2 separate regions of the Homo sapiens genome follow, and region 1 is linked to region 2. Evidence: chromatin loops called from intact Hi-C (ENCODE). Cell type or tissue: dorsolateral prefrontal cortex. All regions are shown on one strand. Links, peaks and the distances in the headings refer to the core of each region. The heading gives the core; the rest is flanking DNA.

Region 1 (16,247 bases), core at 4,239-12,238, 67 kb before region 2:
TCTCCCAGGTGGCTCCTGATAATCAGACAAATCTTGCTGCTTTCTTCCATAACCAAGCCCATTCCAGAATTTAAAGGTTTCTTTAAATTATGCACCCTTCAAGAAGCAATTCCACAAGATGGGGAAAGGCAGCCTGTCACAGCATTTAACCCATCAGACATTTTATGCTTCCAGTGTTTTACTCTGCCTAGAATGTCCAGACCATTTTTTCTTCCAGCAAAATCTTTTAACCTTAAAGGTCTAGCTTGATTCTCAACACTTCAGCCTCCCCTGAAGCACTACCTCCCTGAAGATGTAAGTTTCCCTTCCCTGATCATCGTTTCCAATTTCCTTGTTCCTACTTCAGGCAGAGCTCTAACACTGTATTACAATTTTCTGTTTACCATGTCTGCTTTTCCTCTTTAAACTATGAGTTCCCAAGGAAACAGACTGTCTCACAAAATAATATTCCCAGTACCTACTGTTCGATAAATAAATACTGAGTGAATGAATGAATGTAACAACCCCTAGAGAATCCAATTTGTCTGTATACTTTTATATGTACAATAAAAAGATTAACAGATCCAAAAAGACAGCGTGAGAGCTTTATCTCAACTCTTCACAATATGTGATAAAATAGAATTGAACAAGTACTGTTTTAATTAATACCTAACAGAATGGCATTTATTAATATTTCTGTAGAGAGTAGTGTGAAAGCAGCAATTTTCACTTTGAGATTTCTCATGGGGAAAAAAAAATCAGCTTTTCAAGAAGAAAAGTAGATTTTCCTAGCAGCTCAAACTTCCTTTCACCAAATTCTGTTAAATCGAAACAGCTAGCCAAAAGCTGTTGCACATTTTGTCACCCCAAAGAATGTGATTTTTTTTTCTTGCTATGTTGGTGTGAGCTTTCCCACATTGCTTTATTTGACTGTGTGTGTGCCATTGGTGGCTGAGAAAAGAAAATCTCAGATATCATTCCTTGATTCACCAATTATAAATTTTGTAAAAATTTGTAAAAATACAAATTGTAAACTTGTATATTCCTAGTTAATTTAGTATTTTATTACTTTAAATCATAGTTCTCTTCCTTGGGAAGCTAATGTCTCCTTAATAATGAATTGTGCTTTTCCCCTAAACTATTCCCTGTTATTATTCCTGAACATTCCACACATAAATTCATCTCTGACCTTTTAGATTAATCCCTTTGTTGTTTAAGATCAATTTCGTCTACTTCCTGGTAGCCAGCAAGCCTGTTGGAAAAATATATTCATTCTTTCAAGTCCACAGTAGCACAAAATGCATTCCACAAGCTAGTATAAAACCATTTACAAACCAGAGGCTCCCAGGCTGGTAATTCAGCAAAGGTCCAGGCTGTCACTAATCCATCACGTAAATTGTTCACCTGTGAAACCATAGGTTCCGTATATGGAAATACAAAGCTAAGTCATTGTCCTCATAATTCAGGTTTTTTCAACTCTAACCTCATTACCTGAATATTTCAGATGAATGTGGGGGTTAGGTCAGCCTGAACAGTACAAGTAGAGAGGGTAGGTTAATAACTTTGCAATAGCTAATGTCCATCTTTCATAGGCAAATCAGTATACTCTGCCCAGATTGACACTTCTGTTTCCAACTTAAAGATTGTTTAACTGATCCATCTCCAAAAGTCTACGACTAAATTCAACCCTTAGGCAGTTTGAACATTTACAGTTTTGTTGAACTTAGCAAAATGATCATTTATGTTGTGCATACTCCAATTCTCAAGGCTGAGTTAATGTTAATATCACCTTGATGTGCTAAGATCTCCTAATGATGTGGTACCCAAAATCAATCTTCTTGTGTGCTGATTAGAGATTGATGTGAATTGAGTTATGACTTTATTCATGATAGACAAAAGACAAAGCTTTGGTGGTTTCAAAAAGGAAAAGACCAGCCTTGACAACATGGTGAGTCCATGTCTCTACAAAAAATACAAAAATGTGCCAGGTGTGATGGTATGCACCTGTAGTCCCAGCTACTTGGGAGGCTGAGGTGGGAGGATCACCTGAGCCCAGGAAGTCAAGACTGTGGTGAGCTGTGATCAAGCCACTGCACTCCAGCCTGGGCAACAGAGTGAGACCCCATCTCAAAAAAACAAAAAGGAAAAGATTTTAGAATATCAAATATCTTTTATCTCCTAAGTTAGATGCACAGACTAGCTTTTACTCACAAACAAGGATGAATACACTCTACCCATGCATCTGTGGCAACCAGACACTATAGTTCCAAGGTAGAATTATTACATAAAGTTGAATTTCTTTTTTCCTAAGCTGCTTGGGGTTGTAAGTAGAACAAAAACCTATATTCTGAATTTAGAAACTGGAAAAGCAGGTATGCTAAAATACAGAACATGATGGACAGCATAGCATTAATCTTGTTTTTGGACTTATTTCCCTCATGGAAAATTTCTTCACAAAGAGAGATTTACTGAGGGAGAGTCCAGTCCCCATTGTGCTATAAGAAATTCAGGAGCTTAGATAGAGGCCGTGTAACAAAGTTAGGATATTTGGTTGTGATGCAGGGCAGGGGGTTTAGGAGATCTAAAAATCATATTAAAAATTTAAAACACTTTGATTTATCATATATTTGATATATGATTTATCAAATTAGCAAAACATTTACTTTTAATAATGCTTGAAGCTAATACTGCAGCTACAGTAGTTATGAATAATTTAAATTTGAATTTACATGTTTAATCATTTCTGTCTTAAAAAATAGCAAAATGCAATGTTAGGTTGACTGTTTCTCTGATTTCCATGTAAATTACCAGGGTTAATAAATTTGCTTGTCACTTAACAGAGTCTAGAATTATTCAATTACTAAGTATTTCTTCCTATGTTTTTGTATTTCTCTTATAAGGTCTTCTGGAAGAAAAACTCTGTAGTAATATAATACCTGGCTCTTTTGACATATTGGAGTAAAGATTACATTTTTAAATCTAATAAAAAACAGATTATTTAAACAAAAATTAAACCTTGAATCCAACTATCTTATTTCAAATGTTTGTTTTCTTTACTTTTACTGTTAATAACATCATCTTAGAAGCTTAATAAATTTTCCTTTGTGTTTTGCTCAGTGCATTTGACATATTTGTTTTAGGTAAGATCTCTTTCAATTTAGTTGAGATTCCTGTTCTCTAAAGGAAATGGGCCAGGGAAAGGTGAGAGGGGAGTAACAGAGCTGTCTGAGGAATTGTAGAACTTGAGATGATAAAACAACAGGTGGTCAATGAGTTTTATAAACCTATACCTGAGTACAGACAAGAAAAGCTGTGCTCTAGAAGAAGACAAGCCCAGAGGTCATCAGCAAGTTGTGCTGTCTCAAGAGCTCTGTGTCAAGGCGGAAAATGTTCTCAGATACCAAGAAGCTGACCCAAGCCAAAGACCACACTTAGACCAAACTTTTATGACACATGGGCTTCATCCTGTTACTATACTTTTCCCCTCACTTTTCCATGAGGTACCACCAACATGTTCTCTTATTCACTTATGTATTCATTTAGCACATGCCTGTTGAGCATGAAGTGTGTGCAAAGCACTGGGCCATGCACTAACGCCATAGGCATGGCTAGCCCAATGCCTGCACCTTGAGCCCCTTATGGAAGTCAGCAACCTGCACATGCTCAGACCCCTACCCACACCAGGAAAAAGCACACTGTCTCCCTCCAAGTGTCAACATCAAACAAAAAAATTCCACAGAAACCACTTAAAATCAGAAGACAAAGTTGAAGCCGTATATGTTGAAGTTGTCATTAGACTTGCTGCCTGTTTCTCTTTAGCAGTTTAACCTTCATTCTGGTAATCAATCCTTTTTTTATTTATTTCAATATCATGGTGCCTGGACTAGGACTTATATTTTCATAGCTAATTACAAATATACACATATTTCCTTAAAGGTATATAAAATTATTATCTTGGCCTAGATAAGTTTAAAACCCTTTATGCTTAAATTCCCCTATGGTTCACTGGAAGTGCTGTAGCCAGTGTCCTCAAGGTAGTGAAGAACCATGATCGGCCAGAGTAGATGCAGGAGATAACATGTGCAATGATGAAAACATCTTTGTTTCCTTACCCTGCACCAGGCTTCGTGCCGTGTGCTGGGGCTAGAAAGATAGATTTGACCACAGGATGAAAATAATCACAAGTTAAATTCCTGCCTCAAGTTTCTCATGCTTTCTCAAAGCACACAGACACATCAATGCTAACCATGCAATCAAATGGACATATAAAGATACATATGAACTGGATACTGCAAAACGGAAGCATTACAAAATTGATCTGAAAACAGGAGAGGGGTCAGAGAGAGTTTCACAAAGTAGGCGACAACTGACTCAAATCCCATCAGACAAGTGGGAGCTTTCTAGATAAAAAGAGTGGAAAGGCATTCAAAGCAGCGAAATAGCCTATTGCATTTGGAGAATTGGGGAGCAGTTTGATGTGGCTACAATAAAGATGTGGCAAGGGATCAGGCTGAAAGGTAAGCAGAGATAAGATCCCAATGAGCTTTGAATTCACCACTAAGGATAAGCTTGAGTTTGGGGTTGGAGAATTACATAATTAATTTGGGTATGAAGCTAGAGGTATAAATTGGGAGTCTTTGATTTATGGGTTGAATTTGAAAGTGCAATACATTATATAGAGCTTGTGAGTCAGAAGAGAGGCTGAGAATCTAACTCTTTTGAGCACCATCATTTAAGAAGCAGGAAGAGAAATAAGAGTCCACAGAGGAGTTTTTAAATGAGCAGCCAGAAAACAAGAAGAAAATCGTAAATGAGGAAGAAGGCACAAAAAGGGAGTTTTGAGAAGGAAGTCTCTAGCAGTGCAGTGAAGAGGTCAAGTAAGATGAAAACATAAGATTCCAATAGACTCACCAAGCAGATGATCCCGGGTAGAACAGGAGAGAAGTCAGATTGCAGGAAGCTAAGATAGAAATAACAGATGAAGGAGTGAAGACAATTCAGCCTTGCCTCATAAAGAAACATAAGGCTAGAGAGGACCCAGGAGCCATGAGGTTTTGTTCTGAAGATAAATGAAACTTAAGCATTACACCAGGGGAGAGGAAGAAGTTCAAAATATGAGACTTAAAGAAGGTCACTGCAGAATTGAAGTGTCAAAGGCAGTAAGAGCAGACAGGACTGCAATGTCAGCAGAACATTGGACTCTAAGAAAAAGAGACGAAAAGAAAAACAGGTGCAGTTGAAGACTATTCTAAAAAAAAATCAGTGTTAAGTGAACAGTGTTTATTCCTCCTAGGTCTGGTGAGAAGAAAGGTCTAGGGTAAGAGACATTAGGAAAGTCATAAAAGTTGGAACAACTTGGCATAGGAGATAGCAAAGGAAGTTCAACAAAGGCACTTTGGAGGATCACTGGGTGGTTTTGAGGGTCTACTTAGGATTAGAGATCCTACCTTTTTCTAATGACATTAATCCACAATGCTCTGGGTTTCCAAGAATAAAAGGAGAGATGAATTGATCCGGGTTTGGGCATCGCATGGCAAATGGGCAAGAGAGTTGAAGGTGCTAGCAAGAGAAGCTTAAAAGATGTAGGTGGAAAAGGGAAGGAAATTAATCTAGCTGATGTATGTTACTCAGAAGGCAAAGGGAAATGTCAAGGAACTAGAAGTCTTCACAAATTCAAAGACCAAAGAGGATGAAACTTAGAAAGTGAGACAACTGTTAAAGACAAAAAGCAGTAGTTCAGAAATAGATGAGTTCCTAGTTCCTAGTGGTGACCAGATCCAAGGTGTGAGCATGAAAGTGAGTTCTGGGAGCAGAGTGAAGGTATAGATATTGGCATTGAGATAAATGAACTCCAAGCTACTGATTGTGCATACCAACTGTATGTTTCTCAGGGCTTTATTTATTAGATGCCAAGCATAACACCTCTAACAACCCTATGAGATAGAAACTATTATTTTCATCATCCTCATTTTACAGATGAAGAAACTGAGACACAGAAAGATGAAGCAACTTGCCTAAAGTCACACAGCTATACTAGAAGGACTAGGGATTTAAGCCCAGGCAGTCTGGCTCCAGAATTCTTGCTCCCAACACTACACTACACAACTTTCCCCAGAATGGCACAGTAGCATCTTGGAGCTATAAGCAGCATGGCTCAAATCAGGAGATTTTTGTAGGAAGGTGGAAGATGAATGATCACCTAAAATGTAACTTAATGCCCTCCCTAATATCTGCAGCATTAGTACTGCATTTATTGAGCTTCCACTATGTGCCAGTTTGTGCTATTTTAAAACAATTGATCCTAGTATAGCAGCTATAGAGCTAGGATTTCATTTTGTCTGTATTCCTTCCCTGGAATTTTCACAAAAGGTTTTTGTTATTTAAAAAAAATGATAGCCTGGTATTCAGCCTGCTGGGTAGTAGGATCTTAAATGATTCTATAAAAATCCACTGTCTAGCAGCCAAATATACTCATCTGAGAAATAACTGAACAATTCACGGTAGACTCAAATGGTGCTGCATCCACCGGAATAACTAGCTGGTGATAGTTTACTTTACAGCCCACCTACAACAAAACTGAGAAGTTGCACCTGACACTAGTCAACCTGGCCATCCTAGAACTATCTATACTGCAATATCTTAGCACATCCTAAGGAAAATATTTAGAGATCACACTCATTTTTTAACTCAGATTTTAAACACTCTAGAATACTGTGGCTATGTGAAAGAGCTCCTCCTCGCTCAAATATTCAACTACATCAAGTTGCTTTTTTCCGTTTTCAACATTTTCTGAGAATTATACCAAGAGTTGTGGCTTAACTGTCAGCATTGCATAAATTTTCTAGCACCTGGGTTATCGGTGGAAGTAGGATGTCAATATAATGTCATAACATACTCTATTCAATATTTGTGGTAATAAACTTCAGAATGAATTATGACATACCATAATTTTTCTGTGTTAATGAAGGATGGAGTTGCCTGTGTTTAAATTTTATAGCCTCCTTTTAACAACAGTTACAATTTCATTGGTCTTCTTCCAAAAATATTTGTAGGAAGTATCTTATCCCGTCCCACCCTCCATCAGAAAATACTAAAGTCAAAATGTAGCCATAGTAAGCTAAAAATGTAAAGTTAAGAATCATTATTCTCTACAATGTGAATTATCAGGACTTGCTAATCAGCCATACGAAATGCAAACACTGGCATTGAAATAGGAATTTTTGGAAGGCAGGATAGCCTAGAGGCTTCAGTTTGAATTTCTTCATTTGTCTGAGTATGTTTCCTTGTCCATAAAATAATGACTTCTTCCCACGATTTTTATGAGAATCACATTTATTCAAGCATTTGCCACACTGCTTAATTTAGCACAAAACTAGATAATATCATTTATCTTTTCGTCCTTTTCATTTGACTTCTCAGCAGCTCTTGTCCCAGTGGCCCTCGTTCCTTCTTGATACACCCTCTTCTCTTGGGTTTTCTCATATTTTCTTTGTCTTCTGATATCTTAAGGACTCCTTTGCTGGTTCTTCTTCATCTATGCAATCTCTAAATGTCACATTCCCTTACAGTTCAACACTAAGTCCTCTTCTATTTTTCTCTCTCAGCTCTCTCACCAGGCAAACTCACCCTCTCGCAGGCCTCAAAGAGTACCTACCTGCCAAATTAACAGCTCATTTCTCTCCTCTTAGTTTCAGACTCATGTATTCTTTGTAACTACTTGATATCCCAACATGGAGATCTTACAGACATCTCAAAGCCTCACGTTCAAAACCAAGTCAGGGCCGGGCGCGGTGGCTCAAGCCTGTAATCCCAGCACTTTGGGAGGCCGAGGCAAGAGGATCACGAGGTCAGGAGATCGAGACCATCCTGGCTAACACGGTGAAACCCCGTCTCTACTAAAAATACAAAAAATTAGCCAGGTGTGGTGGCAGGAGCCTGTAGTCCCAGCTACTCAGAAGGCAGAAGGCTGAGGCAGGAGAATGGCGTGAACCCAGGAGGCGGAGCTTGCAGTGAGCAGAGATCGCGCCACTGCACTCCAGCCTGGGCGACACAGTGAGACTCCGTCTCAAAAAAAAAAAAAAAAAAAACAAAAAAAAACCAAGTCAGAGCTGACCCCTGAAGGCCATGCCTGCTCAGACTTGCCCTTTCTCATGCTCCCTCTCCCTGGAAATGCTCCACCATCCACCCAGTAGCTCCAGGCTGCAATCTGAGCATCATCTGATTCTGTTCTTTCTCCACCGTCCATACCTAATCCATGCCAAGCCCTGCCTGTGCCCTATAAGAAGATCCTCATGTTGCCTTTCAATTCTAAAGTCTCGGCTTCTTAGAGCTGGCATTCAAAAGAATTAGCACATTTCAAAACCCTCTACTAAAGTGTATCTTAGAGATTATTTATAAATGAAGGGTTTGATCACAACTATAAAAATATTAATAGTTTAAAGGCAAAGAATATTCCTAAGAACACTCAGTGTTACTAAGTTTTAAAAAAGAGATACATGGTAAAATAAGTTTGGAAAATGCTAGATTAAACAGAATTAAGGTTTTCACTGTTGTCATTGCTGTTTTAACTCCAGACTTCTCAGAGTTTTTGAACAATCCTCATGAATCCATAAGAGGAACATGACCCGTGTGTCACATATTCACCACCCTCTGGTTTATTCTATCAAAAGGGGCCCAGAGCCAACTTCATTCTTATCTGGGCCACCCTCAATTTCCCTAAGGACTGCCATTCATTTTATATCTTGTTTTCATCTGGAACTCCTGAACTCCTGTTCCTTTTCACATGACATTCCTCTTCTTCTTGGCATCAGCTGTAGGGTAAATGTGAAGTTTACCACATATCCTTAACTGCTCTTTATTTCCCACAAGAGCACCAAACAAGTTTTCATAAAAATATCAGACTTTCCCAAGGGCTTGGAGAGGCAAGGAGCATTACGTCATAGCAATTCAAACACCTTAGAACCGAAGATTAGATATCTCCATTCTTAAAAATCCTCTCCTCCTCTCCACCAGAAACCTCTGATTGGCCACCATTGTCCATTTATTCCAGAGTACTGACAGATTGCCTAATCTCTCTCCTTCTTACTCCCTTCCCTCTCTTCTCTACTCTTCTTGGCTTTTCTCCTCTCTCAAACTATACAGTATTTACTTTCAATGCATATCAGATTGACTATTTATTTGATTCCTTCTTCTTTTTCAATCCAGCCAATCTACTCCCAACTGCTTACCAAGTCATTTTTCTAAACAAAGCACTTCCTTCAATAGAAAAACTGCAAGATATGGCTTCAGCTACCAACCTAAAATAATTCAGCATCTTATAGTCAGCAATTGAGTTCTTTTGAAGGGAAGTGTCTTTGCTTAGAAAACTTTGATTGTGACATCCCTTTATTTCAGAACATATTCTAGAATTTCTGTTTCATAGAATTCTTCTTGAATCACAAATTTAAAAAAAAGACAAGACAGAAACAAATTGACATCTCAGGGTAGGTGAATGTTGGGAAGTGGATGTAAAGAAAAATCAACCTGCTGCTTATATAATTGTCATGCAACCCAGGACCTCATGCCATGCCCTTACCCATCCCTGTGGGTACAGGAGTTGTCTCAACAATGATCAGACCAGCAATCTGATAGCAAAAAATACCCTACTGATTCTCCTCTTTTCTCCCACCTCATCCTCATGCACACACATGCATACAAATGCATACACCTTCCCAGGTTTTTCCCACAGGGCTCTCTGGAAGTCTGCTCAGCAGTGTCTTAAACTCCTGCATTACAGCAGGTTGTTGCCTGAGGTCCCAGAATCACTCAGGTCTGGATGGACCACAGCCCAGTGTGCTCAATGCCACTGTGTTCCAGAATATGTTGCTGAGACATCACTCAAGCCACCACGAACTCCGCTGCACCTCTCCTATCCGTTGGAGTTGTTGCTGGCCATGTTGTTACCCTCCCCAAATCACCCACTTTGACTCTGACTGAGCATCAGTCAGCACTACAGCTTCTGCCCCTTGTACTTCCTCCTCTCTGCCAGTGCTCAGCTTCTCCTCAAGGTTCTGATATACCTCCCTCTTCTCAACATTGCCTGTTCTTAAAGGAGCCCCTAAGCAGACCTGCTTTTTTCAGCTGCTATGAACCTTTTGGGATTTTATGCTGAAAATTCTCTCTTCCCAGAGGCATGTGTGCCACCAGGATGGCTAGTCCCATGGTCATTTTCTCAGGGCTGCTATAGAGCAGAGAAACAATTCATGGGCCAAATCTAGCCTGCCACTTGAGTTTGTAAAGTTTTATTGAAAAACAGCCACACCAATTCACCTACACATTGTCTAGGGTTGCTTTCTACTGCAATGGTGGAGGTGAATAGGGTGACAGATAAAGACCTTGTAGCCCACAAAGCTTAACATATTTACTTTTTGGTCCTTTTCAGTAAGTATGTTGATCTCTGCTATAGATGAAACAACAGAACTGTATGATTCCTCAATTTAGCCAGCATAATTTGAGGAGCATCCCCTTGGTGCACACAGACCCAGTAATCTTATCTGGAAAACTAACAGGATAAATGAATCAAAGGATAAAACACTATTCTAACACATGCCCGGGACACTATAGGCCATTCTGATCATGAAAATTAAATAAACAAATAAAGCAAATTTTTTTTGGGAGGGAGTCTCGCTCTTGTTGCCCAGGCTGGAGTGCAATGGCACCATCTCAGCTCACTGCAACCCCTGCCTCCTGGGTTCAAGCATTTCTCCTGCCTCAGCCTCCCGAGTAGCTGGAATTACAGGCACCCACCACCACACCCAGCTAATTTTTGTATTTTTAGTAGAAACAGAGTTTCACCATGTTGGCCAGGCTGGTCTCTAACTCTTGACCTCAGGTGATCCACCCACCGCAGCCTCCCAAAGTGCTGGGATTACAGGTGTGAGCCACTGCACCTGGCCAAAACAGGTAAAAATTTAAAACTGAATGGGAATAATAACCCCAGGATAAAGATCCCGACTATCTGTGGGTAAAGGGAAAAGAACATGTTCAGGGACGGGTAGAGAGGATTTCAACTGTATTTATAACAAAGGTTTCTTAGATTGAATGGTAAGTACAAATGGATTCATTTCTTTCCCTATGTTACATATCTTCCAGATCTATTCCCCCTTTCTCTGTCCTGCTCTGAGCCACAGGAGGCTGGCTATTTGACCTCACCAAAGGGCTCTTTTGCCTCCTGTTTTCTGACTGGGTCCAGCAAATAGACAACTGCAGCAGGACAGGGAAGAAAGACAGGGTATTTATTCCCCCAACTTCCTGCACACTGAATGTGACCCTTGAATGAAAGCCACAGCTCTTAGCAGGAGACCGCCACACAGCCATCTCTGACTCCAGTAACTGCTTCCTCCCCAACTCCTTGAATTAGCCATCTATTGCTACATAACAAGTGACCCCCAAGAACTGCAGCTTAAAACAGAAATCTTTTATTATCTCAAAGTTCCTGGGTGCTTCTTCCTCAAGGTCTCTCGAAAAACTGTAATCAGGGTATTACCTGGAGCTGTATTTTCACCTGGCTCAACTGAGGGAAGATCCACTTCCAACTCACTCATATGGTGTTGACAGGATTCATTTCCTCACAGATTGTTGGACTGAAGCATCCCTCAGTTTCTTCTCATGAAGGCCTTGATATAAAGCAGCTCCAATCTTGGCAGCTGGGTTCCCTCAGAGCAAGCAAGACAACCAGACAGAAGCCATTGTTGTTTTGTAATCTAATCTCAGAAGTGACATCCTATTACTTTTAGCGTGTTCTGTTTATTAGAAGCATATGACTATGTTCAGCCTACACTCAAGAGGGAGGAAGTACCCAAGGGCATGAACACCACACTCACTGGGTGGTGGGAATCCTAGAGATGGTTTATCACACTCTTTCAGGCCTAGAGCAATAACCAGCTGTTACTAGTCCTAGGGTTACTGAAACATTTCAGATTTCCCTAAACTCTGGTAGACAGTTCCTCATTAAGCTCCCTGCAAATTACCTCAGCTTTCCAGGACCCTGATTTGAAAGTGTAATTAAAGTACACTTACAATGGGAAAGTGGCTGCAAACTAAGCTTGGAAATGAGGACATCAAAGACTACTGTACGAGAGTTTGAAGGCCACAAGGGTAATATGTAACTCAGGGCTGACACTTCATTTTTCCAAACAGCTCAGTGTAAAAAATAACAGTAAAAATAGCCTGAGAAAGGTTTTAAACAAGCACAAAGTGGAGATGTCCAAACAAAAGGAGGAAGAGAGAATGAAGTTCAAGTAAAACTTTTCCATTGTAAGTAATTCCAATCCTTCCTTGGTCCTAATGTGAGAAATAGAATTCGTTCTGATAGAACAGGAAAAGATAAGAAAAAAAAATGGGGAACTAGAAATAAAGATAAGCTAAAAGCAATAATGAAAATTAATTGTAACATCTGGGAAAATTTAGTTGACCTTTCTGGGAGCAGAGACAAAAATTTCACTAAGACTAATTACCTTATTTTCAACTTTGACTTTATATTAAGTATGAATCTAGAGGGTAAAACAAATATTTACCTTTAATGAAATGATTTTCAAGTAATAATACATTTATGTCTCTCAGACAGGTTGAAAACTTTTTCCACCTCTAACGTTTTTGCCAGTACATAAGATTTTTATCAATCACTGCCATACTTATTAACCTGAACTTCAGTACTAATGTTAAAATAATTTACATTTTTATTAAAATCCTGGTTTCTTAGAAAATTATTTTTATCTCAGTAGTATCTACCATGCCCTGAAAAAGAAATAGTAGGCAAGACTTTACATGTTAGCTCAATAGCTATAGATATTAATAGGATCCTTTGTAGTTCAGAGGGGAAAACAGAACAGAGCTAGGGTTCCCACCCTTCCCTTCAACTCTTCTCCATCTAAGTATAATTGACCAAGCCAGAGTGGAGGCAACTCATTTCTGGGATATCCATCCATTAGATAAGAGATGCAGACATAATAGCCAAGAAATAAGTCTAAAATGCATGGAAGTTTTTATCCTTAGTTATTGAATGAGTTACGTATTTCCTAATTTTCTGCTGAGCCTAGAGAAGAAAATGACCAATCACTTTGGAAAGATATTGATGTTTATGAAGTATAGCCTCTGAATATCTCAAATGGAAAGGAAAGACTATATTTAAACCAAGGAAAAAATTTTACATGAGTACAATTTTATTGCTAGGGACTAACTTTCATATATAATGATTGCTTACACATAAAAATTCATCTATGACATTAAATACCAACTATATAATTCAATTAACTTTATTTTTCCCTTATAATTATCTGAAAAATTTATTCTTTTACAGTGAACAAATTCTTCCCACTCTTCTGAGCAACCATCTCAAAATATAGTAAGTACTGGCCATTTAAATAAAATAAAATTCCCTAAGTAAGCTCATCATTGGTAGTGATGACTCACTACTCTGTTTATAAGTAGGTTATAGTTGAGTAAACACTGTCAACACAAATAAATCACCTCAGACCATTATGTTGAGAAGATCATGGTTGTATTAACTGGTTTTCATGTATGCCTCATTACTTCTTTTTCTGGATTATTCATTGAGAGGGAGCACTATCTATTTAATTTTTTTAATGTCATGGAAGTAAAAGATGTGTGATGGGCACAAAAACTCTCCTGTGAATGTTAATGTTAACTTTCACTTGATTGAAAAACTGCAGTGTAATTTTTACCTGAAAAGAAACTTTGCCTTGAGTATAATACCTTCAAATTATGTAGAGCTTTTGTCCCTTAGAGTTCACATCTCCTCAATACCTAGAGAGAGATAACTGAGCTACAGAATAATAAGCTGATATATTTGAAAGAAAATGCTGGTACATTTTATTTAATCAAAAGATTTTTAAAATGACATTATCAGCTCTTTCAGACAAAAAAATGACTTCTTTGAAATTGGACATCAAACAAAAATTATACAGTGAAATTCCATTATAACTAGATAATTTTTTTAAATATCCACTCCTTCACCGAACATATATTGGCTCACCAAATATTTACTGAGCCCAACTATCATGGGCTAGGCACTGTGCCAGGTACTGGGAATACACAGATAGAGGACATAGTCTCTAGCCTCATGATACTTAGAGTCTATAGAGAAAAAGGTAAATAGATTACTAAAATATTGAGAAATAAGGACTCTAATAAAGGTGTACATTCCGCGATAGTCTCTCATTACTGTTGTAATGGAGTTGTGTTGTAGTCTTTTTTCTTTTTTTTGAGAGTCTCCCTCTGTCGCCTAGGCTGGAATGCAGTGGAACAATCCCAGCTCACTGCAACTTCAGCCTCCCGGGTTCAAGCAATTCTCTTTCTCAGCCTCCCGAGTAGCTGGGATTACAGGTTCCCACCACCACGCCCAGCTAATTTTCGTATCTTTAGTAGAGACAGGGTTTCACCATTTTGGCCAGGCTGGGTCTTGAACTACTGACCTCATGATCCACCTGCCTCAGCCTCTGTAGTCTCTTTTAACAAGAGCTAAGACATTTCTTTAAAACTCTTTTGGTAATGATCTTACCTTGGAGGTGCGGAAAGAAAAGGTATCAGTCTATGTTTGGGGGATTTTCTTATATACCATTAATACCCTTGTTTGAAAGAAACAATATGCTGATGTCCTAAAAATCTGATGAGAGAACACTGAACTGATGAGCAAAACTTGACAAAAATAAAGTTTTGATAACCAAACTCTACCTCCTCAAGCAATTAGAAAGAAATGAATCAATAGGAGATAAGCCCACTCCATTCTACCCTGCAGCTCAGTGTTAACAACAGCCTTGAAGTTAGAGGACCAGTGAGGAGTTTATGAGTGTGTGCATGGAGGAGGGGAATGGGGATCTCTGTGAAGTCTGAGTCCCAGTCACAGAGACATTAAATCTCTCCCATTCAGAACACCTCTAATCTTTTCTCCTCTAACACCCCTACATTGGAATTTTCAAGGTGTGGGACAGAGATTACACAGCCAAGTCAGCCTCCTCTCAGCTGCTTTCATTCTGTGAGAGAAAAGGCCCCAGCTGACCCTGAAAGTTTATAGTCCTGATCAGGATGGGCAAACAAGAGGTGGATCTGTCCACAACACCAAGTCAATCAGTTGTTTCATGCCTTTGTCAAGGAGCTGGTGGAAAGACTGCTGAAATTGGTCAAAATACATAAATATTTAGGTTGGTGCAGAAGTAATTGTGGTTTTTGCCATTACTTTTAATAAATTACTAATAAATTAGTAACCCCTTAGAAAAAACTTGACCAGAAGTCATTCTACAATAGGCACTTACCACATTGCAAATGTATTCCTGTTACAGGGTAGGGACTGTTATAAACTGAAGGTTTGTGCCCTCTCCCCAAAAAAATTCATATATTGAAATCCTAACCCCCAAAGTGATGGTATTAGGAGGTGGGGTCTTTGGGGCATAAATAGGTCATGTAGGTGGAGCTCTCCTGAATGGGATCAGCCTTATAAAAGGAACCCTATAGAGGTCTCCATGCTCTTTCTGCTACATGAGAATACAACAAAAAGATGGCAGTCTGCAACCTGGAAGAGGGCCTTCACCAGAAGGGGACCGTCTTGGCACCCTGATCTCAGACTTCCAGCCTTCAGAACTGTGAAAAATAAATTTCTTGTTGTTTATAGGCCACCCATTCTATGGTACTTTGTTATAGAAGCTCAAACTAACACAGGGGCCAAGTCTTTTCATCATTATGTCCCCAGTGTCTGGTACCAGTTTGTTTTCCACTACATGAGATGCTTCAGAACTTGATCGTGTTGAAATGACTGAATGAGTGAATGGTTCCCTAAGGGATTTATACTAAAGTCAAATATTGGCTTCTGGTTTCCTTATTTTATTTTTAAGCATAGGTATATAAGACAAGTGAAATAAAGACCAACTTCACTCTTTCAGCAGAAATGGGACAGGCTAGAATCCCTTCTGACCCAACTAGCCATGCTATCCTGAAATGACCTCAGGTTTCCTGTACACTTCTCTAAGTGGTGAAACATGCTCAGCATCTACCAGGTCCCAGATCCCATGAATGACATTAATTGTTTCCATAAGGTTTATTCAAAAAGGGGAGTGGAAACTGGGATTCTTCTCTTTACTACTGGCATGTTATAATGAATATGAATTATATGAATAAGTGGCAAGGTATGGCTCTCGGCATACTCTAATGGTCTACTACAAAATCAATAGGAATATGGCCAGAATGTGACAACATGGAAAATAATAAACTTCTAATTG
Region 2 (15,048 bases), core at 6,940-14,939:
AAAGAATCTTAAGAGCTGTGAGACAAAAGCAACAAGGTAACCTATAAAGCAAAACCTACCAGATTAGCAGCAGATTTCTCAGCAGAAACCCTACAAGCTAAAAGGGATTGGGACCCTACCTTCAGCCTCCTCAAACAAAACAATTATCAGCCAAGAATTTTTTATCCACTGAAACTAAGCATCGCATATGATGGAAAGTACAGTCTTTTTCAGACAAACAAATGCTGACAGAATTCGCCACTACCAAGCCACCACTACAAGAACTGCTAAAAGGAGCTCTAAATATTGAAACAAATCCTGGAAACACATCAGAACAGAACCTCTTTAAAGCATAAATCTCACAGGACCCATAAAACAAAAATACAATTTACAAAGTAAAAACAGGCCAGGCACAGTGGCTCATGCCTGTAATCCCAGTACTTTGGGAGGCAGAGATGGGCAGATCACCTAATGTCATGAGTTTAAGAACCATCCTGTCCAACATGGCAAAACCCCATCTCTACCAAAGAATACAAAAATTAGCCAGGTGTGGTGGCAGGCACCTGTAATCCCAACTACTCAGGAGGGTGAGGCAGGAGAAACGATTGCGCCAAGGTGGAGGTGGAGGTTGCAGTGAGCCAAGATTGTGCCACTGCACTCCAGCCTGGGAAACAGAGCAAGACTCTGTCTCCAAACAAACAAACAAAAAAAATCAAAAGCAAAAAATGAAACACCAAGGTATACAGGCAACAAATAGCATGATAAACGCGATGGTACCTCACATCTCAATATTAACATTGAACGCAAATGGCCTAAATGCTCCACTTAAAAGATACAGAACTGCAGAATGGATAAGAATTCACCAACCAACCATCTGCTGCTTTCAAGAGACTCACCTAACACATAAGGACTCACATAAACTTAAAGTAAAGGGGTGGAAAAAGGCATTTCACGCAAATTGACACCAAAAGTGAGCAGAAGTAGCTATTCTTATATCAGACAAAACAAACTTTAAAGCAACAGCAGTTTAAAAAGACATTTTTTTAAAAAGCAGTTAAAAAGAGGGACATTATATAATGGTAAAGGAAGGACAAGGTTCCTTGTCCAACAGGAAAATATCACAATCCTAAACATACATGCACCTAACTAACACTGGAGTTCCCAAATTAATAAAACAATTACTAATATGCCTAAGAAATGAGACAGACAGCAACACAATAATAGTGGGGGACTTTAATACTCCATTGACAGCACTAGACAGGTAATCAATATAGAAAGTCAAAACAGAAACAATGGATTTTAAACTATACCTTGGAATACATGGACTTAACAGATTTATACAGAACATTCCATCCTACAACTACAAAATACACATTCTATTCAACAGCTCATGGAACTTTCTCCAAGGTAGACCATGTGATAGGCCACAAAATGAGCCTCAATAAATTTCAGAAAATTGAAGTTATATCAAGCACTCTCTCAGACCACAGTGGAATAAAACTGGAAATCAACTCCAAAAGGAATCTTCAAAACCATGCCAACACAGGGAAATTGAATAACCTGCTCCTGAATGATCACTGGGTCAAAAACAAAATCAAGATGGGAATTAAAAAATTATTTGAACTGAACAACAATAGTGATAAAACCTATCAAAATTTCTGAGATAAAGCAAAGGCATTGCTAAGAGGAAAGTTCATAGCCCTAAACACCTACATCAAAAAGACTGAAAAAACACAAACTGACATTCTAAGGTCACACCCCAAGGAACTAGAGAAACAAGAACAAACCAAACCCAAACCCAGCAGAAGAAAGGAAATAACCAGGATCAGAGCAGAATTAAATGAAATTGAAACAAAAAAAATACAAAAGATAAATGAAAAAAAAAAAGCTGGTTCTTTGAAAAGATAAATAAAATTGATAGACCATTAGCAAGATTAACCAAGAAAAGAAGGGAGAAAATCTAAACAAGTTCGATAAGAAATGAAACGGGAGTTATTACAACTGACACCACAGAAATGCAAAAGATCATTCAAGGCTACTATAAACACCTTTATGCACATAAACTAGAAATCCTAGAAAAGATGGATAAATTCCTGGAAAAACACAACCCACCTAGCTTAAATCAGGAAGAATGAGATACCCTGAACAGACCAATAACAAGCAGCAAGATTGAAAGAGTAATTTAAAAATTACCAACCAAAAAAATGTCCAGAACCAGATGGATTCACAGCAGAATACTACCAGACATTCAAAGAAGAATTTGTACCAATCCTATTGACACTATTCCACAAGATAGAGAAAGAGAAAAGTCTGGAGCATTTAGGATTTTAGCATGTATGAATCATTCTAAATCATTCTATGAAGCCAGTATCACCCTAATACCAAAACCAGGAAGGGACGTAACCAAAAAAGAAAACTATAGACCAAGATCCCTGATGAACATAGATGCTAAAATCCTTGACAAAATAGTAGCTAACCAAATCCAACAACATATCAAAAAGATAATCCACCATGATCAAGTGGGTTTCATACCAGGGATGTAAGGATGGTTTAACATATGCAAGCCAGTAAATGTGATACACCACATAAACAGAATTAAAAACAAAAATCACATGATCATCTCAATACATGCAAAAAAAGCATTCAGTGAAATCCAGCATCTCTTTATGATTAAAACTCTCAGCAAAATCGGCATACAAGGAACATAACTCAAAATAATAAAAGCCATCTATGACAAACCCACAGCCAACATAATACTGAATGAGGAAAAGTTGAAAGCATTCCCTCTGAGAACTGGAACAAAACAAAGATGCCCATTCTCACCAGTCAACATAGCACTGGAAGTTCTAGCCAGAGCAATCAGACGAGAGAAAGAAATTAAGGACATCCAAAGTAGTAAAGAGGAAGCCAAACTGTTGCTGTTTGATGACAATATGATGGTGGTATGGATGTGGTGATCAGGGAACACTTCTACACTGCTGGTGGGAAAGAAAACTAGTACAACCACTATGGAAAACAGTGTGGAGATTCCTTAAAGAACTAAAAGTAGAACTACCATTTGATCCAGCAATCCCACTACTGGGTATCTACCCAGAGGAAAAGAAGTCACTAATAGAAAAAGATACTTGCACATGCATGTTTATAGCAGCACAATTTGCAATTGCAAAATCTCAAAAACTCTAAAGACTCCTCCAGAAAGCTCCTAGAACTGATAGAAGAATTCAGCACAGTTTCTGGATACAAGATTAATATACAGAAATTGGTAGCTCTTCACCAACAGCGACCAAGCTGAGAATCAAATCAAGAACTCAACCCCTTTTACAATAGCTGCAAAAAAAAATAAAATACTTAGGAATATACCTAACAAAGCAAGCAAGAGACCTCTACAAGGAAAACTACAAAACACTGCGGAAAGAAATATAGACAACTCAAACAAATGAAAACACATCCCATGCTCATGGATGGGTAGAATCAATATTGTGAAAAAGACCATACTGCCAAAAGCAATCTACAAATTCAACACAATCCTAAAAAAAACCACCATCATTCTTCACAGAATAAGAAAAAACAATTCTAAAATTCAAATGGAATCAAAAAAAGAGCCTGCATAGCCAAAGCAAGGCTAAGCAAAAGAACAAATCTGGAGGCATCACATTACCTGATTTCAAACTATACTATAAGGCCATAGTCACCAAAACAGCATGGTACTGGTGTAAAAATATGCACATAGTCCAATGGAATAGACTAGAGAACTCAAAGATAAGCCCAAATACTTACAGCCAACTGATCTTCAACAAAGCAAGCAATAACATAAAGTGAGGAAAGGACACCCTTTTCAACAAATTGTGCTGGGATAATTGGCTAGCCACATGTAGGAGAATAAAACTGGATCCTCATCCCTCACCTTATGCAAAAATCAACTCAAGATGGATTAAGGATTTAAACCTAAGAACTGAAACTATAAAAATTCTAGAAGATAACATTGGAAAAAACCTTCTAGACATTGGCTTAGGCAAGGATTTCATAACCAAGAACCCAAAAGCAAATGCAATAAAAACAAAGATAAATAGCTGGGACTTAATTAAATTAAAGAGCTTTTGCATGGCAAAAGGAACAGTCAGCAGAGTAAACAAACAACCAACAGAGTGGGGGAAAATCTTCACAATCTGTATATCTGATGAAGGACTAATAACCAGAATCTACAATGACCTCAAACAAATCAGTAAGAAAAAAAAATCACATCAAAAAGTGGTCTGAGGACATGAATAAACAATTCTCAAAAGAAGATATACAAATGGCCAAAAAACATATGAAAAAATGCTCAACATCATTAATGATCATGATCAGAGAAATGCAAATCAAAACCACAATGTGATACCACCTGACTCCTGCAAGAATGGCCATAATCAAAAAATAAAAAAACACTAGCTGCTGGCATGGATGTAGTGATTAGGGAACACTTCTACACTGCTGGTGGGAAAGTAAACCAGTACAACCACTATGGAAAACAGTGTGGAGATTCCTTAAAGAACTAAAAGTAGAACTACCATTTGATCCAGCAATCCCACTACTGGGTATCTACCCAGAGGAAAAGAAGTCACTAATAGAAAAAGATACTTTCACATGCATGTTTATAGCAGCACAATTTGCAATTGCAAAATCGAGGAACCAACCCAAATGCCCATCAAAAAATGAGTGGATAAAGAAACTGTATATATATGTGAATATATATATATGTGAATATACATATATATGTGAATATATATATATGTGAATATATATATATATGATGGAATACTACTCAGCCATAAAAAGGAATGAATTAATGGTATTTGCAGAAACCTGGATGAGATTGGAGACTGTTATTCCAAGTAACTCAGGAATGGAAAACCAAACATTGTATGTTCTCACTGATATGTGGGAGCTAAGCTATGAGGAAACAAAGGCATAAGAATAATACAATGGACTTTGGGGACTTGGAGGGAAGGGTGGGAGGGGGTGAGGGATAAAAGACTACAAATAGGGTGCAGTGTGTACTGCTTGGGTGGTGGGTACACCAAAATCTCACAAATCACCACTAAACAACTTACTTATGTAACAAAACACCACCTGTACCCCAATAACTTATGCAAAAATAAAAAATAAAAAAAAGTGGGCAAAGGGCATGAACAGACACTTCTCAAAAGAAGACATACAAGCAGCCAACAGACGTGAAAAATTTTCAGCATTACTAATAGTCAGAGAAATGCAACTCAAAACCACAATGGGATGCCATCTCACACCAGTCAGAATGGCTTTTGTTAAAAAGTCAAAAAATAGGCCGGGCGCGATGGCTCACACCTGTAATCCCAGCACTTTGGGAGGCCAAGGCAGGTGGATCATGAGGTCAGGAGATCGAGACCATCCTGGCTAACACAGTGAAACCCCCGTCTCCACTAAAAATACAAAAAATTAGCCGGGCGTGGTGGCGGGTGCCTGTAGTCCCAGCTACTCAGGAGGCTAAGGAAGGAGAATGGTGTGAACCTGGGAGGCAGAGCTTGCAGTAAGCCGAGACCGTCCCACTGCACTCCAGCCTGGGCGACAGAGTGAGACTCCGTCTCAAAAAAAAGAAAAAAAAAAGTCAAAAAATAACATACGTCGGTGAGCTGTGGAGAAAAGGGGACATTTATACATTGCTGGTGGGGATGTAAATTAGTTCAGCCACTGTGGAGAGCAGATTGGAGATTTCTCAGAGAACTAAGAATTGAACTATCATTCGACCCAGCAATCCCATTACTGGGTATACACCCAAAGGAAAATAAATTGTTCTACCAAAAGAATACAGACACTCTTATGTTCATTTGCAGCGCTATTCACAATAGCAAAGACATGGAATCAACCCAGGTGCCCATTAACAGTGGACTGGATAAAGAAAATTTGACATATGTACTATGGAATACTATACATCATAAAAAAGAACAAAATCATGTCCTTTGCAGCAACATGTATACAGCTGAAGGCCATTATCCTAAGTGAACTATCACAGAAACAGAAAACCAAATATCTCATATTCTCACTTGTAAGTGGAAGCTAAACACTGGGTACACAGGGATACAAAGATGGGAACAATAAACAGTGAAGATTACTAGCAGGAGGAAAGAGGGATAGGGACAAAGGCTGAAAACTGCCTATTGGGTACTATACTCACTACCTGGTGACAGGATCATTAGTACCCCAAACCTCAGGATGTCTCTGTAACAATCCTGCACATGTACCCCCAACTCTAAAATAAAAGTTGAAAAAGTAAAAAAAAAAAAAACAATTTGTCAGAAGTCACACAGCTCCTAGAATTTAGATTCTAGGCTTTTGATTCAAATCCAGGATTTGGCACTGGCCACTTAGCTCCAGAGTCCATGCTCTTAAGCCCCAGGCCACACAGCCCAAGTTGAGACTTTTAGAGAAGTCTGCTATTTCATTGCTGAACTACATAGCATAATTGATGACAGGTATACACAGGCTACAAAAAAAAAAAAAAGAGAGAGATTCCTTTGTTGTATTATAGTGACTTATGAGTGTTTTTTTGTTTTTGGGGTTTGTTTTTTTTTTTTTTGAGACGGAGTCTCGCTGTGTCACCAGGCTGGAGTGCAGTGGTGCAATCTCGGCTCACTGCAACCTCCACCTCCCGGGTTCAAGAGATTCTCCTGCCTCAGACTCCCAAGTAGCTGGGACCACAGGCACGTGCCACCACACCCAGCTAATTTTTGTATTTTTAGTAAGGTTTCACCATATTGGCCAGGATGGTCTCGATCTCTTGACCTTGTGATCCGCCCACCTCAGCCTGCCGAAGTGCTGGGATTATAAGCGTCAGCCACTGTGCCTGGCCTTATGAGTGTTTCTTAGCTCCCTCAGTAGAATACCTGGAGTCCAGACTCCTTTAAGGCTAATTGCATGCTGATTCCAATCTTATATCCCACTTAGAATAGTACTTTGTGTAATAGAGGATTTAGCAAATGTACCAAGTCCACTATGTTATACAATACCACAAAGATCCCCCAGAGAGTGATGTAATGTGCTTCAGACTTGTCATATGGCAGCTGCTATGGAACAGTAAACTTCTAATTGTGTCAATAAATAGCATGGATGAGATATGCCAAGCACCATTCCAACCAACACAAGCAGTGGTCTGGGAACAGTGCTGCAAAGATGGCAAGGTGCTGTGTCCAAAGATCTCACAGAGTCAAACATAGGTAATTGTACACATTTTGTTTTGTTTTTTGTTTTGTTTTGTTTTGTTTTGTTTTGTTTTTTGAGACAGAGTATCACTCTTATTGCCTAGGCTGGAGGGCAATGGCGCAATCTCAGCTCACCACAACCTCCACCTCCCAGGTTCAAGCAATTCTCCTGCCTCAGTCTCCCAAGTAGCTGGGGTTACAGGCATGCACCACCATGCTCAGCTAATTTTGTATTTTTAGTACAGATGGGGCTTCTCCATGTTGGTCAGGCTGGTCTTGAACTCCCGACCTCAGGTAATCTGCCCTCCTCGGCCTCCCAAAGTGCTGGGATTACAGGTGTGAGCCACCGCTCCCGGCCTGCACACATTTTTGTGCAAAAGAAATTACCTCTGCTTCTTCCCAAAAGCCTGAAATACAAAAGTAAAGGAATGAACACTAATAAACCCAAAATCATAAGAAGCTCAGTAAAGGAAATGATGTTAAATGTTAATTAATTTTGGAAGATGGTAAATAAATGGGCAAGGAATTTGGGGGAATAAGAGACAAAGTCTACCTCATAGGTAGGGTGTGGCACAGGGCTAATAGAAGACTTTTTCGGATTCTTCATCAATAGTAGTAGAGTCCCAGGTCACCTCCTCCCAACAAACACAAGATAGGCAGAAGACAAGTTTACTTCTGGAGAGGCCGAACTGGAGGTGCCCTGTGCTCCAGGCACAGCTGAGGGCAGCACTGAGGTAAAATTAAAACCGAGGAACAAAGTAAAAGTCTACATACTGAATAAACAAGAACCCCACCCCTTTCTCTCATTCGGCTCTGAGAATATAGGCTTATATTCCTCAAAAAGAAGATCAGAAAATTCCTCTCCAAAGGAAGTCATCAGCCTCTTAGAAATAATTGTGGTACTAACTTCTTAAACTATTTAAAAAGATTTTTTTGCCATTTTACACACCCACACATAAATACATACCAAAAAATTCTAAGCTCCTTAAAAACTAAATTTGTATCCTAGTCATATTTCCAGCCCATAAGACAGAGCTTTGCATGTAATAAATGCTCAGTAAATATTCATTGAACATAAATTTCAGCTGGAAAACTTCTAAGAATACAATATTTACTGCTATGCATCTAGACATGGAGTTCGATTCTTAACAGCCAAAAACTGTTCCCCCAAAACTTCCTAACTCCAACTAAAAACCGAAACCAAAGTGGCCAAGAGTATTTGTTGTGCTCAGGGTGAATATATAACACAACCTCTTCTCTCTGCTTCCTCCAGTGTGGTGTTCAGAAGCCCACTGTGTAAACTTAGATGAGATTATAGCACTGATCTTCATAATCAAAGATGGTGGTTTGATGATTGGTGCCCACACAATCTAAATAAATACATTGTATTTTCTATGGCCTATTTAGTAACATTATGATCACCTTATAAATGAAGTTTTAAGTTTGAAAACTTCTTAAAGTTGTTGAGATTTTTTTGATATGTTTTCTTTTCCTCAGAGTGAAACTCATTGCATTAGATTTTATTTATTTATTTATTTATGTATTTATTTATTTGAGACAGTCTTGCTCTGTCGCCCAGGCTGGAGTGCAGTGGTGTGATCTCTGGTCACTGTAACTCCCGCCTCCTGGATTCAAGTGATTCTCCTGCCTTAGCCTTCCAAGTAGCTGGGATTACAGGCGCCCACCACCATGCCTAGCTAATTTTTGTATTTTTAGTAGAGATGGGGTTTCACCATGTTGGCCAGGCTGATCTCAAACTCCTGACCACAAGTGAACCACCCACCTCGGCCTCCCCAAGTGCTGGGATTACAGATGTGAGCCACCATGCCTGGCCAGATATTATTTTTTGTTAAAGAGGAAGGAATGGTAATTAAGCACTTAAAAATATAGAAAGTTTTATTACAAGATAAAAGTTGGAAAATATGCACTTTACTTCTATAATTTTTTAACATTCCCTAGCCCAGGCTACACTGATTTTATGCTGTCAGTTCTGGGAAGACATCTGTGGTATTCGTCACTATCCGTTAATATTAGCTGTTGATAAGTGTCACTAAGTGATTTTGAGGTTTTAAAAAGCAATTGGTGCCTTGGGAGTTTTCAGCAAGGCTGTGCACATACCAACAGTTGGCAACAGTTCAGGAATGGGGTGGCCAAGTCGCTGACCTTTTCTTTAAGCAAACAGGTACAGAAGAAGGAGAATGGCAATAAGGGGAAAAGGCAGAAGCAAGAATCATTTTTTTTTTTTGATAGATGAGATCAGCTTCACTTAGAGAATAAACTTTTACATTATGATGCAAGGTTGGAAAACAGCAATTCTGAAACAAAGGGTGCGTTCAAGGAGGATGATTATACGTGATCCTCACAACAGCCTTGCAGGGTAAGTATTTTCACCTCCACCGTAGAGATGACAAAAACAAATATCCAGAGAGTATGTCTCTGGTGGTGGACAGACCACCAGCGACCATCCTTAACACCTTCTTCCTCCATCCCGGCAGTGGGTGTGCCGTGGCCTCATTGAGACATCCTTCCCTTTGAGCAGTCAAGCAGGAACAGCTTCTCGGAGCTCTGCCTCCTTCTCCTGGCTCTGCACTGAGGATTTCACTTCTCTAGCAACCCTTGGATAAGCACTGCTCATCACTCCATATCCCTGAGTCAAGAATGGTGCAGGAGAGTTCTTACTCTATAATGCTTCTTCTCCTTTACATAAAAGTCACTCCTCTAGAGGACATGTCACTTTGTACACCACCCCTTGCTTTCCATAATGCCATCATCTACCCACCTCCATGTCAGACCCATCAAAGAAGTCTTTGATATGAGGATCACTCTATTATTCCTTTCAACTGCTGGAAGAATGATGCAAAAAAGACAGTGGATGTGACCCAAGTTCGCTTCGCTTCTACTTTGCCATTTTGCCTGTGGCTATAGCCCAAATATCACCCTGGATACCATTGAGAACCACCTGCAACTTGGAGAGCTACCAGCTTTGGCACTGTATCCATTTGCTAATGACTGAGCTGTGCAATACTGAAGTATCTGGATTTAATTATATATCATTAATAGAAATTACAGAAATTCAAATTTCTAGTATCCAGCAATATTTGGAAAGGCTAGAAGTATTTTTTCAACATTACCAGTAACCTTAAAATAATAAAAAGATGACTAGATTCAGACCATGACCCACTGCCTGAAATGCTACCATTTCAAGACCCAGGGAGGTGATTGAGCAGGGATTATAAATAATGATCAGCTGAAAGTAGCTAGGCAGCAGCAAGAGACAGTGGGGAGACTTCAAAGGCTGCCCTTCAATGGCAGCATCACCTCCCCACACCTCCAAATAGTCTCTATTCGGGACTCTGCCCCTGTGATATAATTGACTGCTGATAACCTAAAATATTATCCTTCCCTGGCCAATGTTTATAGTTAGGTTCTACGAAAATGTCTATATCTGCTTTTCGTAAACATCCTAGTGACCATACTCCTTATAAATCTGCAATTTATAATCTTCAGTTCTTAGCACGAAAATTTAAAAATAACTCCCTTCTTGAAAAAAATTCAAATCTCATGTATACTATGGTCTTATAGTGGGGCTGGAGACTAACATTCGTGTTATCTATTCACACGCCGACATTTCTGCTTTCCTCACAATCCGTTATATATTAATATCTTCCCACACGAGTCATGTGGCTCAGTGGAAATTGACTCCATTCCAGCTCCAGGGATGGATTCTGATCAGTCTAAGTTGATCATGGTAATCCAATCCCCTTGGTTTAGGAATCCAAGCTTTAAAAAATCAACACGTGGCAGTGTTCCACAGCTGGTATCGATCCAGAGGTGAACACAAGATTTAAGTTGGTACAATCAAATTATTCCATGATTGAGCATTTTCTCCCTCTGCAACTGGATGTGAACAAAGAAGCATGTGACCAGCATGCTGTTGAGATCCATCTGGCCACCATGCAGGAAGCCAGCTGAAGACCAGCCAACATATATAGGAAGGCAGAGTCGGGGAAAAAGATCACAGAGAAGCTGAGCCAGAGCCTTGATTATACTGTGCCTGGAGACAGCCTACCTTCAGACTTCCTGCTCCTAGAGTAGTAAATGTCCTCATGAATTAAGCTAGTTTGAACCAAGTGTTCTCTCACTTCTAGCTAAAAGCCTCCTGATTGGCACTACATATATGTTACAGATATTTTTGAATAAAGATAGTTATATATTTGAAGAAAACACCTGGGCCAGGCGCAGTGGCTCATGCCTGTAATCACAGCACTTTGGGAGGCCAAGGTGGGCAGATCACCTGAGGTCGGGACTTCGAGACCAGCCCGACCAACATGGAGAAACCCCGTCTCTACTAAAAATACAAAAAAATTACCTGGGTGTGGTGACGCATGCCTGTAATCCCAGCTACTCTGGAGGCTGAGGCAGGAGAATCGCTTGAACCTGGGAGGTGGAGGTTGCGGTGAGCCCAGATCGCACCATTGCACTCCAGCCTGGGCAACAAGAGCGAAACTCCATCTCAAAAAAAAAAAAGAAGAACATCTGATGGCTACCTACCAAACTGAACATTTAACCTCTAGTGAATGGCACTGGGATTAGTGGTGTGGGAGCCAATATTGACATGGGAGGAGTTTTATGTTTCATATTGTATGTCGCTACTCTTTTATTCTCACAATAAGTATACACAACTTTTTAGTAATAATGGTTTTAAGGTAGCTGGATGAAGAGATTGACTAGTACATCTTTCAAGAATATCTCCATACCTCAATATTCTGACTTTCTTCTTTATTATTATTCTAAGAGGCTTGAAACCACCAATTATATAAGAAAAATCATAATAGACAAGGTTTATGGTGTCTACCTGGCCCAAGCATCTGTTTACTGAGAAATAGCCTACTTTACTACTTTTCTCTCCCCACACCTCTGTCTCTCTCTCCTCTTCCCCACACCCCACCACACATACACAAACACAGACAGGCCCCACAAGCTACATTTCTACTATAGACCCTGCTGTCCTGGCCACAGCCTCTTAGCCTGGTAGTAGACACCTGACCAAAATATGCTTTCTGCCCTTGACTGAAAAGTTTGTCTTTCTGCTAATAATCAGGCAGAAAGAGAATTGTTTGGATCTCAGCAGCAGGGATTAGGTTAGACATAAAGAAAAATGATGGCTATGAGATACTTAATAATCTGTTATGAGATAATAATAATTTTATAATCACAGTATGTAATTCACTTCTAAGCTTTTTGTGTATTATGTGTTTCTCTTTAGTTATTTGGGCTTTTTGTTTGTTTGTTTGTTGTTTGTTTGTTTGAGACAGGGCTCGCTCTGTCAACCAGGCTGGAGTGTGGTGGCACGATCACAGCTCACTGCAGCCTCTACCTCCCAGGCTCAAGCAATCCTCCCACACCAGCCTCCCAAGTAGCTAGGACTACAGGCACGTGCCACCACACCCAGCTAATTTTTCTGGTTTTGTAAAGACAGGGTCTCACTATATTGCCTAGGCTGGTCTCAAACTCCTAGGCTTCCCAAAGTGCTAGAATAACAGGTGTGAGCCACCATCTTCAGCCTCTTTAGTTTCTAAAAGCACATGCCACCCTAACTTTGAATGCTTCCAATAAACTCCCTTCTTGCTTAAGGAACTAGAGATGTATTTCCAATAATTTCAATCAAGAGTCTTAAACTGCGACAAGTACGGAATTGAAGTTTAAGTGTTCAGTTATTACTTACTTCCATAGGCAATATTCAGATTTTTTTAAATGTCCAGAGAGAGGCACATCCACTGGAAGACCTAAGTAGAAGTGTCTGTTTGACTTGCCCAGGATGGTTGGCTTGCAGACCGTAGCTACATATAGCTCCTCAATGCCAGAGTGATGAAGAAATGGCCATCTCAAATGATACAATATTGGGGCTAAAATAAACTAAAGATAACAGCACATATTTCATAAATTACTAAAAAGGAAAACCACATTTTACCTTAGGTATGTTCTATACCCTGCTTTATTTCAAGAAAGACTTCAAGGAGGGTTATAAAAATGCATAACAGCTGGGTGCAGTGATTCATGCCTGTAATCCCAGCACTTTGGGAGGCCAAGCAGGTAGATCACTTGAGGTCAGGAGTTCGAGACCAGCCTGGCCAACATGGCGAAACCCTATCTCTACAACAATACAAAAGTTAGCTGGGCGTGGTGGTGCACACCTGTAATCCCAGCTACTTGGGAGACTGAGACAGGAGAATTGCTTGAACCCAGGAGGCGGAGGCTGCAGTTAGCTGAGATCATGCCACTGCACTGGGTGACAGAGTGAGACCATGTTTCAAAAAAAATGCATAACATACTATGATGATTAATTTTACGTATCAACTGGACTGGACCACAGTATCCAGTTATTTGATCAAACTTATTTTAAATGTTTCTGTGAAGGTGTTTTTCATGTGAGATTAATATTTTAATCAGGAGACTTTGAGTAAAGCAGATTATTCTCCATATTATCGAGGGGCCTCATCCAGTTAGAATTTTTAATAGAAAAGACTGACTTCCCCAAAAAGGAGGGAATTCTGCCAGCAGAGTGTCTTCTCACTCAAACTGCAACACCAACACTTTCCTGGCTCTCCAGCCTGCTGGCCTACCCTGCAGATTTTGGACTTGTAAGGCTCCACAATTGTATGAGCCAATTCTTTAAAATAAATAGATGACAGATATAGATAGATAGATAGATAGATAGATAGATAGACAGATAGATAGATACAAACATCTATTAGAGTTCTCTGGAAAACTCTAATAAAAGTATCAAAGAATTTATGATAAAATCATAAAATGAGGATGGGGAAAAGATAATGCAGGGATAAAGTTTTCATCCAAGATGCATGCCATAGATCTTGCACCCTTTTTAGATATGGGCCACAATTTTGACTCTGAGTTTCCTAGCAACCAACTCAAAAAAGTAAACCTAATTATATATATAATTTAAGAGTATCCATAAAATAAAAATATAGTTGACTTGAACAATGTGGAGGTGAGGGGTGCTGGCCATGAATGTAGTCAAAAGTCCACTTAACTACTAATAGCTACTGTTGACTGGAAGCCTTACCTATAACATAAACAGTCAACTAACACATATTTTGTATGCTGCATATATTTATATACTGTATTCTTACAATAAGATAATCTAGAGAAAAGAAAATGTTAAGAAAATTATAAGTAAAAAATATACTTACATCATCTTCACACTGAGTAGGCTGAAGAGGAAGAGAAGGGGTTGTTGGTCTTGCTGTCTCAGGGGTGGCAAAGGCAGAAGCAAATTCATGTATACTAATCACCCGAGAATGCAAATCAAAACCACAATGAGATACCCATCTCATACCAGCTAGAATGGCCTTATTATTAAAAAGCCAAAAAATTACAGATCTTGGCAAGGCTGCAGAAAAAAGAGAACAATTACACATTGTTGATGGGAATGCAAATTAGTTCAGCCACTGTGGAAAGCAGTTTGGAGATTTAGCAAAGAACTTAAAACAAAACTTACTATTTGACCCAGCAATCCCATTACCAGTTATATACCCCAGAGAAAATAAATGCCACATGTTCTCACTTATAAGTGGGAACTAAACATTGGGAACACATGGACATAAAGAAAGGAACAATAGAACTGGGGGCTGGGCGCAGTGGCTTATGCCTCTAATCTCAGCACTTTGGGAGGCCGAGGTGGGTCGATCACCTGAGGTCAGGAGTTAGAGAGCAGCCTGACCAATACGATGAAACCTCATCTCTACTAAAATATAAAAACTTAGCCCAGCTTGGTAGTGCATGCCTGTAGTCCCAGCTACTTGGAAGGCTGAAGCACCAGAATCACTTGAGCCCGAGA

What was found. Peaks named below come from ENCODE experiments on the same cell type or tissue, not always from the same donor. Only the 100,000 strongest peaks of a DNase experiment are listed, where the experiment ranks them.
Region 1: it touches region 2 in a loop (2.9-fold over the local background); 3 of 110 quality-filtered maps call a loop at or near these places.

What each region holds. Positions count from the first base shown.
Region 1 is chr14:38,869,281-38,885,527 of GRCh38, forward strand. All of the region lies in intron 2 of LINC00639 (long intergenic non-protein coding RNA 639), which reads right to left. LOC105370457 (a long non-coding RNA gene) reads left to right here and starts at 9,450. Exons shown (of 5, transcript NR_135256.1): 1 at 9,450-9,461; 2 at 13,316-13,360. In dorsolateral prefrontal cortex, for the core only: no CTCF peak of the experiment used is centred there; no DNase peak of the experiment used is centred there.
Region 2 is chr14:38,933,777-38,948,824 of GRCh38, forward strand. No RefSeq gene overlaps it. Among named protein-coding and RNA genes, the nearest start is that of LINC00639, 24 kb to the left of the region's middle. In dorsolateral prefrontal cortex, for the core only: no CTCF peak of the experiment used is centred there; DNase peaks (open chromatin) are centred at 11,155, 13,792 and 14,905; H3K4me3 peaks cover 4,955 bases; H3K27ac peaks cover 7,561 bases.